Regions from separate parts of the Homo sapiens genome. Here region 2 is linked to region 1. Evidence: read pairs that join two places in POLR2A ChIA-PET (ENCODE). Cell type or tissue: HepG2. All regions are shown on one strand. Each heading gives the region's core, and the rest is flanking DNA. Links, peaks and the distances in the headings are about the cores only. Region 1 overlaps ECE1 (endothelin converting enzyme 1). Region 2 has its middle 67 kb from the start of ECE1-AS1.

Region 1 (8,330 bases), core at 331-8,330:
CTGAAGGACTATGTGTTTGTCATCAAATGTTACTAATTCCACAAATGAACCTCTGCCCACTGGCCTTATGTTCCTGAGTGAGGGGAACACTGCCCATACTAGCTCGTGCGTTCTTTGCTGCTCTCTAAAGACTGGCCTGAAACTTCAGACCCTGAGACTTGAGGAAGCTGAGCCCCCGTGCCCAGCCATGGCCATCATCACTGTGAAATCTGTGAAATTGGTCCTACCTTTCTTCCTAACTTTTAGATGGATAAACTGAGGCATGGAGCGATGAGGTCACTTGCCCAAAGCCCCACTGGCAAACGTAGAAAGCTGGATTTGAACCCAGGTCTAGTGGCCTCCAAAGCCCACCCTGCCTCACTGCCTCCCTGTGTGGTGGGGAAACGGATCTCAGCAGTCAGGCTGCACCAGCCCCTCGTGTGACTGGCAGAGAGGTGGGGAAGGAAAGCAGAAAAACACAGCCTTGGCATGGCTGGACCAAGACAGGCCTGGGCCCAGCTCTCAGCTCTCCGCCCTCCCACATAGCTGGGCGACCTTGTTCCGTTCACTCCCTCAGTTTCCTCTTTAACTAGGGACATGATGCCTGCATCTGATGACTTGTAATGAGTTAAATGAGATCCTGAATGTGTGCAAAGTGCCCAGTACACGGCCACGTTCAGTAAAGTCCCTTTGGTCATCAGCACAGCCTGGGTAAACGGACGATGGGGCTGGGCCTGTGATTCTCGATCCTGCACAGTCAGCTTCATGTTGCTGCCTCAGGCCAGGCCTCTGCGTAGGCCACCCAGGCTTTGGGTCCTTTGGGAGAGCTCAGCCGCCAACCTTGAGGCAGGGCTCTGGCCCTTTCCTCTTGCCTCTGGCAAACCAGTCTCCTCGCTCTTATCCCCCAGGATTGAGTGCAATGGCTCGATCTTGGCTCACTGTAACCTCCATCTCCCGGGTTCAAACGATTCTTCTGCCTCTGCCTCCCAAGTAGCTGTGATTAAGTCGGCCTCCCAAAGTGCTGGGATTACAGGCGTGAGCCACGGCACCTGGCGTAGCCTTTGGGTTTTTGAGGATTCCCTGAGGTCACTCACTCTCCTGCTTGTACGTAGGAGTGATTTTTCCTATTTCCTCCTTCTATTTCTAATAGGCTTTCCTCCTTCCTATGTCCTGTCATCCATACTGTCTACATCACCCTTTTGGCACATAGTAAATGTTCAGTTTATTTTTGTAGAAAGGAGGACAGACATTTCTCCTACTGTTCCATTTTGATTTATGTGTATATCCCCAACTGAATTGTTAGCTCTTGGATTAAAGGACTCTGCCTTTTTATGCCCAATACCCCAGTACCCTACACACACACACACACACACACACACACACACACACGCACACACGCACGGGCACACACTTTCACGCAGGTGCACACATGCACACACACGCACTCCATACTCAGCAGAGAACCTGGAAGGTAGTCATTATCTTGCTGAATAAATGAATGCATGCGTGAATGAATAAATTTGTTGAGCATCAAGGAATAATAAAGAGTCAATGAATATTTATGGAGGAGAAGGTTGATTAAGAGAAACACCTGGGTTCTGGGTACCTTTTAGCCACAGGAAGGATTTTAGACAGCTGAGTAGAAGTCTTGTGTTATAAGCGGAAATCATTTCTCTGTAGGGGTCTAGTGACCGTCCAGTTCCAAATCTGTGTGGTCAGGGCCAGGGTGGGACATGTGGCCCCTGGGCCCCAAGCCCCCTTCTCTGCCCTCCCTGCTTCTTCCCTGCCTGCCCTTCACTGGCCTCTTGTCCTTAACCCTTCCAGGATCCCCCTCTGTGTGCCTGAGCGAAGCTTGTGTCTCAGTGACCAGCTCCATCTTGAGCTCCATGGACCCCACAGTGGACCCCTGCCATGACTTCTTCAGCTACGCCTGTGGGGGCTGGATCAAGGCCAACCCAGTCCCTGATGGCCACTCACGCTGGGGGACCTTCAGCAACCTCTGGGAACACAACCAAGCAATCATCAAGCACCTCCTCGGTAAGCATCCAGCATGGAGACCAATAAATGGGCCACAGCGGGGAGCTGTCAGCTGGCCCAGCCAGCTTCCCAGCTGCGCCTGCTTAAAGGAGGAGCTTGGCAGAATGGGCCGGGCACGGTGGCTCACACCTGTAATCCCAGCACTTTGAGAGGTCAAGGTGGGTGGATCACTTGAGGCCAGGAGTTCAAGACCAGCCTGGCCAACATGGCAAAACCCTGTCTCTACTAAAAATACAAAAATTAGCTAGGCATGGTGGCGTGCGCCTGTAGTCCCAACTACTCGGGAGGCTGAGGCAGGAGAATCGCTTGAAACTGGGAGGCAGAGGTTGCAGTGAGCCGAGATCGCGCCACTGCACTCCAGCCTGGGCAACAGAGTGAGACTCTTGTCTAAAAAACAAGAAAAGAGGAGCCTGGCAGAATGGAAGACCATAGACTTGGGAGTAGGTGAAGCTGGGTTAGAATGTCTGCCCTCACTCATTGTATGATCCTGAGTAAGTCACATATCTCTGAACCTCAGTTTCTTCATCTGTAAAATGAGACTAATAAGACCCAAGGTACAGAGTTTTGAGAACTAGAGAGCACATGTGTAAAGCATTAGCATGGTGTGTGTGGCATGTAGGGTGTACACAAGAACTGGTGGCTGTGGTCGTTACTTTTGTGGCTTCAAGCTTGGCGTAGCTTTTGACTAGTATTGACTGTGAGTTTTGAAAGTTATGAGCAAAAGGGATCGAGACTGAACACACTAGATCAGATTCTAAGGTTGTGATCCAATGAAAGTTCTAACAACAGCTTATCAGAGGATTAGTTATTCAGTGTAGGCGGGAATCATCCTTAGCCTCACGGTGATCGGGCTTGCACGATAAGCCCTCTGGTCAGAGTTCTCTTTGCACTTCACTAGGCCTTGGGCACCTCTAGTTCACCCCTGTGTTGATGGTTTTTCCTCAGATTAGAGCTCCACGTTGTCTTGTTTGCAGCTGTATCCTTAGTTAATGTTTGTTGGATTCCCGTCTGCCCACTGGGCTCCTCCCCCAGTGTGAAATCATGACACCTGTGCTGTACCATAAAGCTGCCCACCTTAACCCTCCCACAGCTGGGACCATGGCTGTCTCCCTCTGCTGCTGTCCCCTGCTCCATCCTGGGACCCTAAATGCTGGGAGAGGCTGCATTCTGAAAAGTCAGTCAATTTATCCATCAACAACAGAACCTAGATCCGACAAATACTGATTGTTTTAAAAAACTTTAAGATATTCAAAGGCAGGTACAATAGAAGATACCCAAAAGGGGACAGATCTTCTTAAAGGGACACGAATCTTAAGAGACAGGAAATGATTCTAAATGGACAATTAACAATTTAAGGCAACTGGGTCTTTTAGATTACAGGGAAAGTAGGCAAACCAGGTGAAGGAGACCTTTCCTTTCTTTCCTGCCCCAGCCCCACAGAGCAGAGCCGCCGCTAGGTAAAACACACCCACCCTTTCTCCTGGCCTCCGACAGCTCCTGAAGCAGCAGCAGCAGCTGCCTTCAGCCTAACTTCCTGAGGATGAGCAGGGTGGTGTGTATGGAGGTAGGGTTGAAGCTCAGTATGTCCGAAGCAGCAAAGCCCCAGTCTGAGATGTCCCCCTGCCTGCCTTATGCCACCAAAGTGCCTTTGAAAGGGCATGCAGCTTTTCATTTTAGAACCAGACACTTAAAAGGCAAATATGTCTATCATTGCAAGACTGGAACTCAAGGACGACCCTTCTCCAGTGCCTAACATCACAGCTGGGGGCTTGGCAGGGCCCATAGTCCAGGTAGTATAACAAGGTGGGTCGGTTCCTCTGCTTCAGACTCACCAGGACCTGGGTTCGAATCTGGACTCTGCCACTTACTATGAGGTCTTGGGTCAATTACATCACCTCCCTGGCTTGTTTTCTCATGAGTACAGTGGGAACCATGCCTCCTCTGAATTTTGAAAATTAAATGGGAAATACATTTAAATGTATTTAAACCATGCCTAGGCTTGGCATGTTGTGGTGGCTGCTGTTTGTATTGATGCTACTGTTATTCACCCTTGACCTTTGCACAGCATTTGACAGGTTACAGAGCTGTTTTGTAGACACCATCCCACTTGATCCTGCAGGGTGGAAGCTGGGAAGGTGTTGCTCACTCTGTTGGTAGATGAGGAAAGCGAGATCCGGAGAGGTCCTCATGATAGGCTAGTGAGTGGCAGAGCTGAGACTTGCTTGATGCCTGGTCTTGTGCCCTTTCCTCTGTCCCACACCACCTCCTTCAGGTACAAGGGACAGACATTAGCTCCCTTTCCGCAGTGCCTGCAAGAACCTGCAGGGGGCGCAGAGCCTGAGGGCCTGAAGGAAGGAGAGACACGGATGTCCGCCGTGCGCTGTGCACTGTACCATGCTCTTTAGAGCCACTGCTTCCTTAATCCTCACAACCCCAGACTTCGGAATTGTTGTTCCCATTTTATAGATGCAGCAACTGAGGCTCCCAGAGGTTAAGTGACTTTGTCAAGGATATACCACCAGTCCAAAATGGTGAGGGGCTCACTCTCTGGGGAGCAGTTAGCATTTAGAGGGGATGGGGCAGGACAGTGGACAGGCCCTCTAGCTTCCCAGTGAGGCCCAGAATGGGCTCTTGTGCATTGTGTGGGTTCTGGTCTGACTGGTTCTGGGGCTGGTTCTCACTGGGAGAACCTTAGGTCTGAGCCAAGATTGAGTCCATCCCCACTGTTCCTGACAATCAAGCCGTGGGTGGGGAGCTGCATCCAATGGGCCATGGAACAACCCAAAATCATGCATTCAACCCTGACCCCGAGGCCAAGGTCTGGTGATACCAGGAGGCCAGACCGCAGAGTTCTGAAGTCAAGCAGTCCTGGTGTGCTAGCTGCTTATCACTCGTGTGGCCTTGGACAAGTGACCTGGCTTCTCTCCCACTTAGTTTCATTATCTGTACAGTAGGGATAATGATGCCTCCTAACACATACAGTTACTGTGAGTATTGACTTGCCTGGGATGGTTCAAAGTGCTGAGCACTGGAATACATCGGAATACTAGCCTGGCACCTAGTAGGTGCTCGTCAAAGCACAGCTGCCCTCCTTGGTGGTGGTAGGTGAGTTCCAACCCAGACTTCTTACAAACAAGCTGTATGACTGCAGAGAGGTCACCCAGATTTTTAGGTCCTCGGCTCATCACCTATAAAGTGGGAACTAACTGAAACTCAGCTCATTAGTAGGGATGCTCTAAGGGTTAATTGGGTGGGCAAAGAACAAAGTCATTATTTCTTATTTATTAGAGAAGCGCTGGTATGTGGACCCAGTTGTCAGGAAGGAGGTGCAGAATACAGCTATGACACACTGAGCATCTCACTTGTATTATTTCATTGAATTCTCATAGTAAACTCATGGAGTAGGCTGCATTTGCACATTTTACAGATGAGACTCATGAATATGAAGGAAATGTATTTCCTAGGAAATGGTGAGGCTGGGATTAGACCCAGAGCTGTGGGACCTCAAAGCCTGTATTCTTTCTCTACTCACTCTACTGTCAGATTCAGCAGGGAGAGGCCCTGGGTCGGCACTGCTGGCAGGGAGAGCAGCCGAGAAGTGTGGTTCGCCTGCCTCCTTTCCCCAGCGGCTGCTCCACAGAGTTCTCAGCCCAGGCCAGCCAAGCCCCAGCCCAGGTCCAGTGAACACAGGAGCTGGGGTCACCCCCATGTCATACTGACTAGGGGCTTCCCCGGAAGACATATCCTGGGGTCCTCTCCCTCAAGGCTCAGTCCTCGGAACTAGTCTGGAAATGGCCCCTCACCTGTGGGCTTGATACCTGGGACTTTGATACATGGAAACTCCTGAAGAGGCAGATGGCAGGTGAGTGGGTGACAAAAAAATGCAGGAGTGTGGGCCAGTGCATTCTTGGGCTTAAGGCCAGGCTGGGTTCAGCGTCTCCAAGACAAAGGGGTCAGCCAACAGGCGTCGGAAGGGAGCCAGAGCTGATGGGCACGGGAACAAGCCGGAGGTGCCCAGGCCACTCTGACCTGCTGAGGCGAGGGCTTCCCTCTAGGCGGAGAGGGGAGAAGGGACATTTAGAGTGCCAGTGTGGATTGTGTCAGCCGATCCGGCAAGATAGTTATTACCATCTGCTTGTGTGACCTTGGGCAAGCCATGCATTTCTCTGCCAGGTGAATTCATGCTAGGCTCCTCAGAGGCAATCCAGGCAGTTCTGTAGCAGGTGGGCCGAACTAGGCCAGGTGCCACTGTGGCATGACCTGGCAGTCTGCCAGCTGGGGATGCTGACCTCAGCTGCAGGACACACAGATGCCTCGCACCTCACTCTGCCACTCCCCCAAGTGGCCAGCATGGGCTGTCCTTGTAGGTTTTGGGGAGATGAGAGTGGGTGGCCTCACTTCATCAGAGGAAGGAAGCAGCCAGGCCCTTCAGCCCTTAGACTTGGCCCTGCCTTGGACTTTCCAACTGTGCTTGTAGCTCAGATTATTCTACCAGCTAGAGAGCCTACACCACCCCCTCCAAAGCCTCCGAGACTTTTCTCAAACCTGCTGCCTCCATTGTCTTCTGTGGCTACCAAAGGGCCTCTCTAGGCTTGAGCTACAAGTACACTGTGTGCACCTGTCCTGTTTGCTTTACTGTATTTTATACTGTAAGATGAACGCATACAAAAAAATCAATGCGTGCTCATTGTGACAATTCAAGCAACACAGATTCCATAAAGAAAAAACTAGCAGTCTGCCTTCCAGTCTCCCTGGGAGATAGACATACAATATTCCAATAGCGTTAAACGTGTCCATGTCGGTGATGTGGCAATTAATCATGTCACCCTGTGACATCGCTCGTATTTTTATTTTGACATATTTTCCTAATACCTGCTGTCTAATTGAGTTTCATCTTCCTGCGCATATTGGAAGGAAGCCATCTATGGACAGCATCTGCATCATGAATGCTTTCTATCCAGTATGGTGTCTACAGGAGTGGGTGCTGCCTTCCTGTTTGGGGAATGGTTACGTGGATTGATTGATTCTTAGTCTGTTTGTGCTATTGTAACAAAATACCACAGACTGGATGATATGGTTTGGCTGTGTCCCCACCCAAATCTCATCCTGAATTGTAGCTCCCTCAATTCCCACATTTTGTGGCAAGGACCCAGTGGGAGGTCATTGAATCACGGGGGCGGCTCTTTCCCGTGCTGTTCTTGTGATAGTGAATAAGTCTCACAAGATCTTATGGTTTTAAAAATGGGAGTTCTCCTGCACAGCCTCTCTCTCTCTTTGCCTGTTGCCACCCATGTAAGACGTGACTTGCTCCTCCTTGCCTTCCACCACGATGGTGAGGCCTCCCCAGCCACGTGGAACTGGAAGTCCATTAAACCTCTTTCTTTTGTAAATTGCCCAGTCTTGGGTATGTCTGTATCAACAGTGGGAAAACAGACTAATACACTGGATAATTTGTAAACAACAGAAATTTATTTCTCACTGTTCTGGACGCTGTGAAGTCCAAGATCAAGGCACGGGCTTGTTCAGTGTCTGTTAAGGGTTGCTCTCTGCTTCCAAGATGGCACCATGAACTGTGTCTTCACATGGCATATGGGACTGAAGAGGGGGGAACTGGCCCCCTCAAGCCCTTTTATAAGACACTAATCCATTCATAGAGCAGAGCCCTCATGACCTAAAGGCCCCATCTCTTAAAACTGCTCCTTAAGGATTAAGTTCCAACATGAATTTTGGAGGGGACACAGACATTCAAATAATAGCATTGACTCAACGATGTGAGGATGGGAGGGAGCGTCCAGGGCTTCTTAGGGCCAGCTGGGCTGCTTCAGCTTCACCTCCGGTTTTCTGAGCCAACCTGCAGGAAAGGACAGGGAAGCAGAAAAGGCTTAGGCTCCAGTCCTGGCCACAGCCACTTTTGCGACCTAGGACGAGTTACCCAACCTCTTACTTGTAAATGGAGTGTGATAACAGCCACTGTGGAATGGTCAGGACAAGATGCACACACAGCCATGCCTATGCCCATCTCAGAGGAAGCAGTTCACTTTCTCAGGAAGGCTTAGAAGTCCAGCATGCTACCCGCTAGCTCTGCCTTGATAGGCCAGTTTCTTCACGCACCTGGGCCTCATTTTCCTTGTCTCTGAAATGGGATGGTGATATCCGCCTCAGGGGACCAGGGTGAGGTTGTGACAGCAGCACAGGGCCTGCTGTAGATGCTGTGAGCGGTGGCAGTGGTGGAATTATTTTTGTTCTGCAGAGCAAGGCGTCTCCTTTATCAGCACCCCTTCCCCCCAGCACAGGATGGGGCTCCTGAGGCCTGT
Region 2 (8,287 bases), core at 1-8,000, 90 kb before region 1:
GGGGTCAGGGGAAAGGGTCCCTCTGGGGAGGTGACATTGTGATGAAACTTCACAGGTCAGGAAGAGCCACCTGCTGAGCCATGGAGGAAGAGCATCCCAGGTACAAGGAGCAGCAAGGGCAAAGGCCCTGAAACCCGATGACTCCTGTGTTCCAGGAACATCCAGGCAGCCGGAGCTTAGTGAACACAGAGCAGAGTGGGGGAGAGGATGTGGCAGAGGCTGGTAGAGGTAGATCTCATGGGCCTTTGAAAGCTACCATAAATAATTTGAATTTAGGCCGGGCACGGTGGCTCATGCCTGTAATCCCAGCACTTTGGGAGGCCGAGGTGGGTGGATCACTTGAGGTCAGGAGTTCGAGATCAAGCTGGCCAACATGGTGAAACCTCATCTCTACTAAAAATACAAAAATTCACCAGGCATGGTGGTGGGTGTCTGTAATCCCAGCTACTCAAGAGGCTGAGGCAAGAGAATCACTTGAACATGGGAGGTGGAGGTTGCAGTGAGCCACGATGGCACCACTGCACTCCAGCCTGGGCAACAGAGTGAGGCTCTGCCTCAAAAAAAAAAAAAAAAAAAAAAAAAAAAAAAAAAAATATATATATATATATATATATATATATATATATATATATATATATATATAATTTGAATTTAATTTTAAGCTTGACAGAAAGCCACTAAAATTTTGAGGGCAGAATATTCGCACTTTAAAAATCTCCTTCCTGATATACCTATTAGAATGGCCAAAATCAAGAATACTGATAGCACCAAATGCTGGGGAGGATGAAAAACAACGGGAATGCTCATTCGTTGCTGATGGGAATGCGAAACGGTACAGCCTCTTTGGAATACAGTATGATAGTCTCTTACAAAACAAACATACTCTTAACGTATGATCCAACAATCGCAGTCGCTGGTATTTACCTAAAAGAACTGAAAACTTGTGTCCACACAAAAGCCTGCACACAGGTGCTTCTAGCAGCTTTATTCACAATTGCCAAAACTTGGAAGCATCCAAGATGTCCTTCAGCAGATAAATGGGTAAAGAAACTGTGGTACATCCAGACAATGACAAGAGAATGTTTTCCAGTGCTAAAAAAAAAAAAATGAGCTATCAAACTATGAAAAGACACGGAGGCCAGGTGCAGTGGCTCACGCCTATAATCCCAGCACTTTGGGAGGCCGAGGCGGGTGGATCATGAGGTCAGGAGATCGAGACCATCCTGGCTAACATGGTGAAACCCCATCTCTACTTAAAAAAAAATACAAAAAATTAGCCGGGCGTGGTGGCGGGAGCCTGTAGTCCCAGCTACTCGGGAGGCTGAGGCAGCAGAATGGTGTGAACTCGGGAGGCAGAGCTTACAGTGAGCCGAGATCGTGCCACTGCACTCCAGCCTGGGCGACAGAGTGAGACTCCGTCTCAAAAAAAAAACAAAAAACATCTCCTTCTTGCTGCGTGTGGAGGAGGCAGAGCCAGGAGACTGGTAAGGCCATCCACACGGTCCAGGTGAGAATGCTGGAGGCCGTGGTGGAGGGGCTGGGGCTGGGGCTGGGTGCACTCTGGAGATCGAGCAAAACGATGTGCTGGTGGATTGGATGAGAGAAATGCAGGAAAGAGAGGCATCTTCCTCCTTCTGACCTCTCTTATTTACAAATATGCCTTGAAGGGCTGGGTGCAGTGGCTCACGCCTGTAATCCCAGCATTTTGGGAGGCTGAGGTGGGTGGATTGCCTGAGCTCTGCAGTTGGAGACCAACCTGGACAACATGGTGAAACCCCATCTCTACTAAAATACAGAAAAAAAAAAAATTAACCGGGTGTGGTGGTGCACTCTTGCAGTCCCAGCTACTCGGGAGGCTGAGGCACAAGAATCACTTGAACCCAGGAGGTGGAGGTTGCAGTGAGCCGAGGTTGCACCACTGCACTCCAGCCTGGGTGACAGAGTGAGACTCCATCTCCAAAAGAAAAAAAAAATGCATCGAGGCCTCCATGTGCCAAGTTGACCCACTGGATTCACCAGGACCAAGACAGATACATCTCTGCCCGCAGCCTGGAGAAGCAGGACGCTCTGATGGGAAATTCCATGGTGGTGGCCAGTCTTTGTTAAGTTCTTACGGCATCTGAGGTCTTACCCTTGGCACTATGAGGGCCTGAATAAGATGCCCATCCCTGTCCTCAGGCGTTCAAGCCTCACACCAGCCTCACTCTGGCTACTGGTCATCCAGAACATGCAATCAAGTTCATGTCCCACCCCCGCAACCCCACCCACAGCCCCTCAGCAGTCCCCCAGTCCCTAGCAGCACTTCCCAAATGAATGATTTACAAACAGGCTCTCCAAAAGGATGAAGGTTCTTCTGGCCAGACAGTGCTGATTCTAATTATTTTGATTATACTGTTCCTTAAAACATAAAACTAGGTACAAACTCTTCAGGACTCTACACTGCCATAAGACCAGATTAAATACAAATATGGCCACAAATTTAGATAAACAACATCCATTGAATGTGCTGGATGACATCACTTTGCAGAATCAAAATCACATCCTTTGAATGATGAGTGTTTTGCAGGCTGTGCCAGCGTGCTGTTTGCTGCCTGGCCTTTGTTTTTCCCTTGGCACTCCTGCACTGCTGCGTATGCTGATTCAATTTGCCCAGTTCTTTTCCAGTTTGGGTGAAGGGGAACCACTAAGGGGGTGAGCACAGCAGTTCGCCATTTGGCCTTCTTTGCTGGGATTCTATCCACCCCTCTATGCTTTAAGGAACTTCATAGTCCTCCAGCATCCCTACCTTTGGAGACTCCACTTCTCCCCTTACCAAGCATATTAAAACACACCCACATTCCACATCAAATTTTTTTTGCCATGAAAATATTCATTTGTATACTTTTGCAATTGAAATGATTTCTATTCAATTTTATACTTTCACAACTGAAATGATTTCACATGCAGGGTGTGCGTGTGTGTGTGTGTGTGCATGCAAGTGTTATTTTGGTCATTGATTTTGGTACTGTAGAGTCATTACAATTCTTTTTTCAAGATTGGAACATCTTTCAGGCCCTTGGAATTCTCCCAGGCCCAAGCGCTGAGCTCATGGGGCTGGAGAATAAACCGGCCAAGCTGAGACCTGCTCCTTTCTTTCCTCATCTGCCCAAGACAATCAAAGTGGGGCAGCTGGCATCAACCTGACCCCAGGCACAAACCAATCCAGGCCCTGAAATTACATTGGTGGCTCTGGATTATGGCTGAGTCATTCAGAGAAGTCAGGATATGCTTGTACTCACTGTTTAGAGACGATCACTAAAATGAAGGCCCCAAATTATGAAAATCTTGGAACCAGATTCCCGGGAGTATGCTTGAGGCTCCCCAGTGGCCATGGACCCCAGTTTGAGGCCCCATGGCCTTCAAGGTCAAGTTGCAGCTCCTCGGCCTGGCACTCAAGACCTACCACCTTGCCCCCAGCTCCCCTTTCCAGCAGTTTTTCTTCCCATCCTTCTCCTGTCTGATATCCCATGTTCTGGCAGCTTCTCCACAGCCAGGCCTTGGCCTCTGCTGTCGTCTTGGCCTGGAATGCCCCCTCTACAGCTTTTCTATATGCCTTTTTTGTTTTAGGTTTTAAAACATTGAACAGGTAAGACATGTTCACCACAGGAAAATCAGAAAATATAGATATGCAAACGTAAATAGGAAAACAAATATAATCAGTCATCTCATCACATGGAAATCATCATGATTATTTGATACATATTCTTTGTTTTTATTTATTTTTTTTTTGAGACGGAATTTTGCTCTTGTTACCCAGGCTGGAGTGCAGTGGTGCAATCTCAGCTCACTGCAACCTCTGCCTCCCCGGTTCAATCGATTCTCCTGTCTCAGCCTCTCAAGTACCTGGGATTACAGGTGCACGCCACCATGCCCAGCTACTTTTTGTATTTTTATTAGAGATGGGGTTTCACCATGTCGGCCAGGCTGGTCTCAAACTCCTGACCTCAGGTGATCCACTCGCCTCGCCCTCCCAAAGTGCTGGGATTACAGGTGTGAGCCACTGCACCTGGCCTTGCTATACACTCTTTAAATTACAGTTTTTCCGTTCATTCGTTTATATTAACAAGAAACAATGAAAGCTGTTTTTCAGATGAAGTATTGTAAGCAAACAAAAATCCAGAGACTACTATAACATACACTCATACTCATAAACAAGTTTTGACAAATCCTAACATTTTTAGCATATTTGCTTCGGCTGTTTTTTTTTTTTTTTTTTTTTTTTTTTGAGATGGAGTCTCACTCTGTCGCCCAGGCTGGAGTGCAGTGGCACAATCTCAGCTCACTGCAAGTTCCTCCTGCCGGGTTCAGGCCATTCTCCTGCCTCAGCCTCCCAAGTACCTGGGACTACAGGCATCAGCCACCACGCCCGGCTAATTTTTTGTATTTTTAGTAGAGACGGAGTTTCACCTTGTTAGCCAGGATGGTCTCGATCTTCTGACCTTGTGATCTGCCCGCCTCGGCCTCCCAAAGTGCTGGGATTACAGGTGTGAGCCACCGTGTCCAGCTTTTTTTTTTTTTTAAATAAAAACTAACAGATACGGTTGAAGCCCCCTGGGTGCCCCTTTGCAATCCTTCTGCTGTATTCCTCCCCAGAGTAAATCTCTCACAAATTTGGGGTTTATCATTCTTATTCATGCACTTGATATGGTTACGCTTCAAATAAATGGCATGGTTCCACACATATCCTTTTGCTAGTTGGTATTTGGGTTTGACATTATGTTGTAGAGGTGTGTTCACATTCATCTGTGTTCATTCATTCATCCTAGTTCATTCCTTTTGCTTTTGCAAACTGTGCTACACAACATTCTGGCACAAGTCTTTATTTGTGTGTGTGAGACAGGGTCTTGCTCTGTCACCCAGGCTGGAGTGCAGTGGTGCGAATATGGCTCACTGCAGCTTCAACCTCTGGTCCTCCTGTCTCAGACTCCTGAGTAGCTGGATCTACAAGTGCACAACATCACATCTGACTAATTTACTTTTGGTAGAGACGGGGTCTCACTATGTTGCCCAGGCTGGTCTCAAACTCAGCCACTGCACCTGATTACAAATCTTCATATGTATTAAACACAAGAATACAAATTTTTCTGAGATAAAGACCTAAGATAGAATTGCTAAGTTGTATGGCACATGCAATATAAAAATTATCCTTTTGCTTAATTCAACCACAAATCATGAACTTTCCATTTCTTTTTTCTTTTTTTTTTTTTTTTTGAGACTGAGTCCCACTCTGTTGCTGGGCTGGAGTGCAGTGGTGCGATCTCGGCTCACTGCAATCTCCGCATCTCGGGCTCAAGCGGTTCTCCTGCCTCAGCCTCCCAAGTAGCTGGGATTACAGTTGCCCATGCAATGCCCGGCTATTTTTTTTCTATTTTTAGTAGAGCCAGGGTTTCCCCATGTTGGCCAGGCTGTTCTCGAACTCCTGACCTCCAGTGATCCGCCCACCTTGGCCTCCCAAAGTGCCAGGATTACAGGCGTGTGCCACCTAGCCCAGCACATTTTTCCATTTCAATAAATAAATGACATCAATATATTTTAATGGCTGTGGAGATTCTGCCAAAAATTACTCAACGTTATTATGATAGGCATAATGAGTTTCTATTTTTTTCTATCATAATCTAGTCTGTGAGGGCAAATTTTTGTAGTTATACTTTTATGCATACTTTTAATTATTTCCATAATTAAAGGAATTCCTAAGTAGAACTTCTGGGTGAAAAGTGATATGTTTTTAAGACCAACTGTCCTGAGAATTCTTGAACCAACTCTTCCTTCCACCTGTAGGGTAGGAGGGCCTGTTTCCCCCAAATCTGCTCCACTTACCTCCTGACAAGCATTTGCCTCCGGAAATCTTGCCTATCCTTACGCTCTCACCTCTCCCGTCCCTTCTCCTGTTCTCAGCAGATTCTGAGCTGTGGACTCCTGCAGCCCTTACTAATTGCCAGTGCAGTGGTACAAACATGGCTCACTGCAGCCTCGGCCTCCTGGGCTCAAGCAATCCTCTCACCTCAACCTCCTAAGTAGCTGGAACTGCAGGCATGCACCACTGCCCCAGCCAATTTTTTTTTTTTTTTTTTTTTTTAGACGGAGTCTCACTGTCGCCCAGGCTGGAGTGCAGTGGCGCGATCTCGGCTCACTGCAACCTCCGCCTCCCGGGTTAATGCCATTCTCCCGCCTCAGCCTCCTGAGTAGCTGGGACTACAGGCGCCCGCCACCACGCCCGGCTAATTTTTTGTATTTTTAGTAGAGATGGGGTTTCACCGTGTTAGCCAGGACGGTCTCGATCTCCTGACCTCTTGATCCGCCCGCCTCGGCCTCCCAAAGTGCTGGGATTACAGGCGTGAGCCACCACGCCCGGCCCGGCTAATTTTTTATAGAGACAGGGTCCCACTATGTTGCCAGGCTGGTCTCAAACTCCTAACCTTGGATGATCTGTCTGCCTTGGCCTCCCAAAGTGCTGGGATTACAGGCATGAGCCACCGCACCTGGCTCCATTTATGTGAAATTTCTAGAAAAGGAAAAACTAGAGAGACAGAAAGCAGATCAGTGTCTGCCTGGGGATGAAGACAAAAGCAGGGATTACCTGCAAGTGGCTAGGAGGGATCTTTAGGGGGCGATGCGAGTGTTCTTTTTTTTTTTTTTTTTTTGAGATGGAGTCTCTGTCACTCAGGTTGGAGTGCAGTGGCGCGATCTCAGCTCACTGCAACCTCCGCCTCCTGGGTTCACCCCATTCTCCTGCCTCAGCCTCCTGAGTAGCTAGGACTGCAGGCGCCCGCCACCATGTCCGGCTAAATTTTTGTATTTTTTTTTTTTTTTAGTAGAGACGGGGTTTCACCGTGTTGGCCAGGATGGTCTTGATCTCCTGACCTCATGATTTGCCTGCCTCAGCCTCCCAAAGTGCTGGGATTACAGGGGTGAGCCAGCCGGCAATGCGAGTGTTCTAAAACTGGCTTGTGGTGATGATGGCACAATTCTGTGAATTTACTAAAAATCATTGAACTATACACTTAACATGGATGAATGGTATGGTGTGCAGGTTACACCTCAATAAAGAGACATAACGAGTCGGGTGCAGTGGCTCATGCCTATAATCCCAGCACTTTGGGAGGCCAAGGAGGGAGGATCACTTGAGGCCAGGAGACAGAGACAAGCCTGAGCAGCACACTGAGTCCTCGTCTTTACTAAAAATTAAAAAATTAGCCAAGTCTGGGTGTGGTGGCTCACGCCTGTAATCCCAGCACTTTTGGAGGCCAAGGCAGGTGGATCACTTGAGCCTAGGAGTTCATGACCAGACTAGGCAATATAATGAGACTCCATCTCTACAAAAAATAGAAAAAAAAAATTAGCTGGGCATGGTGGCACGCACCTGTAGTCCCAGCTGTGTGAAAGGCTGAGGTGGGAGGATCACTTGAGTCTGGGAGGTTGAGGTGGCAGTGAGGTCGACCTGGGAGCTCAAGGCTGAGTTATAATTATGTCACTGCATTCCAGCCTAGATGACAGAGCGAGACCTTGTCTAAAAAAAAAAAGAAAAAAAGAAAAAAAATAACCAGGCGTGGTGGTGCCAGTTACTCAGGAGGCTGAGGTAGGAGGATCGCTTGAGCCCAGAAGTTTGAGGCTGCAGTGAGCTGTGATTGCACCACTGCACTCTAGCCTGGGTGACAGAGTGAGACCTTGTCTCTCAAAGAGAGAGAGACATGACAACATGACAAAAGGACAGTCCCTACATTTGCTTTGTAATCTGATTGGAGAGCTAGACAAGTAACGAAGAAACTAAGTGTAGAATTAGGAATTCTGATAAGTGGCTGGGTGTAGTGGCTCACACCTGTAATCCCAGCACTTTGGGAGGCCGAGGTGGGTGAATCACCTGAGGTCAGGTGTTCGAGACCAGCCTGGCCAACATGGTGAAACCCAGTCTCTACTAAAAATAAAAATTAGCCAGGCATGGTGGCACGTGCCTGTAATCCCAGCTACTCGGGAAGCTGAGGCAGGAGAATCACTTGAACCCAGGAGGTGGAGGTTGCAGTGAGCCAAGATTGTACCATTGCACTCCAGCCTGGGCAACAAGAGCAAGACTCCGTCTCAAAAAAAAAAAAAAAAAAAAAGAAAGAAAGAAAGAAAAAAGAAATTCTGATAAGTACAATGAAGGAAATGAGGTGGGTGCAGTGAGGGAGAAGAAAAGGAGAGTCCCCTTAGAGAGGGTCGACAAGAAAGGCCTTTCCGGACAGTGACATTTGGACTGAGACCTAAAAGGAAA

Evidence for each region. ChIA-PET counts read pairs that join two places held together with the same protein. Peaks named below come from ENCODE experiments on the same cell type or tissue, not always from the same donor. Only the 100,000 strongest peaks of a DNase experiment are listed, where the experiment ranks them.
Region 2: POLR2A ChIA-PET joins it to region 1 with 8 read pairs; 11 of 35 experiments call an interaction of 5 or more read pairs at or near these places.

What each region holds. Positions count from the first base shown.
Region 1 is chr1:21,266,385-21,274,714 of GRCh38, reverse strand. It overlaps ECE1 (endothelin converting enzyme 1), which reads left to right. Exons shown (of 19, transcript NM_001397.3): 4 at 1,804-2,016. LOC124903872 (a long non-coding RNA gene) reads right to left here. Exons shown (of 3, transcript XR_007065530.1): 3 at 7,464-7,867. Among named protein-coding and RNA genes, the nearest start is that of ECE1, 20 kb to the left of the region's middle. RefSeq lists enhancers at 130-629, 4,185-4,479. In HepG2, for the core only: CTCF peaks have their summits at 4,313 (motif pointing right) and 6,320; DNase peaks (open chromatin) are centred at 2,944, 4,344 and 4,894.
Region 2 is chr1:21,356,565-21,364,851 of GRCh38, reverse strand. No RefSeq gene overlaps it. Among named protein-coding and RNA genes, the nearest start is that of ECE1-AS1, 67 kb to the right of the region's middle. RefSeq lists an enhancer at 8,133-8,287. In HepG2, for the core only: no CTCF peak of the experiment used is centred there; no DNase peak of the experiment used is centred there.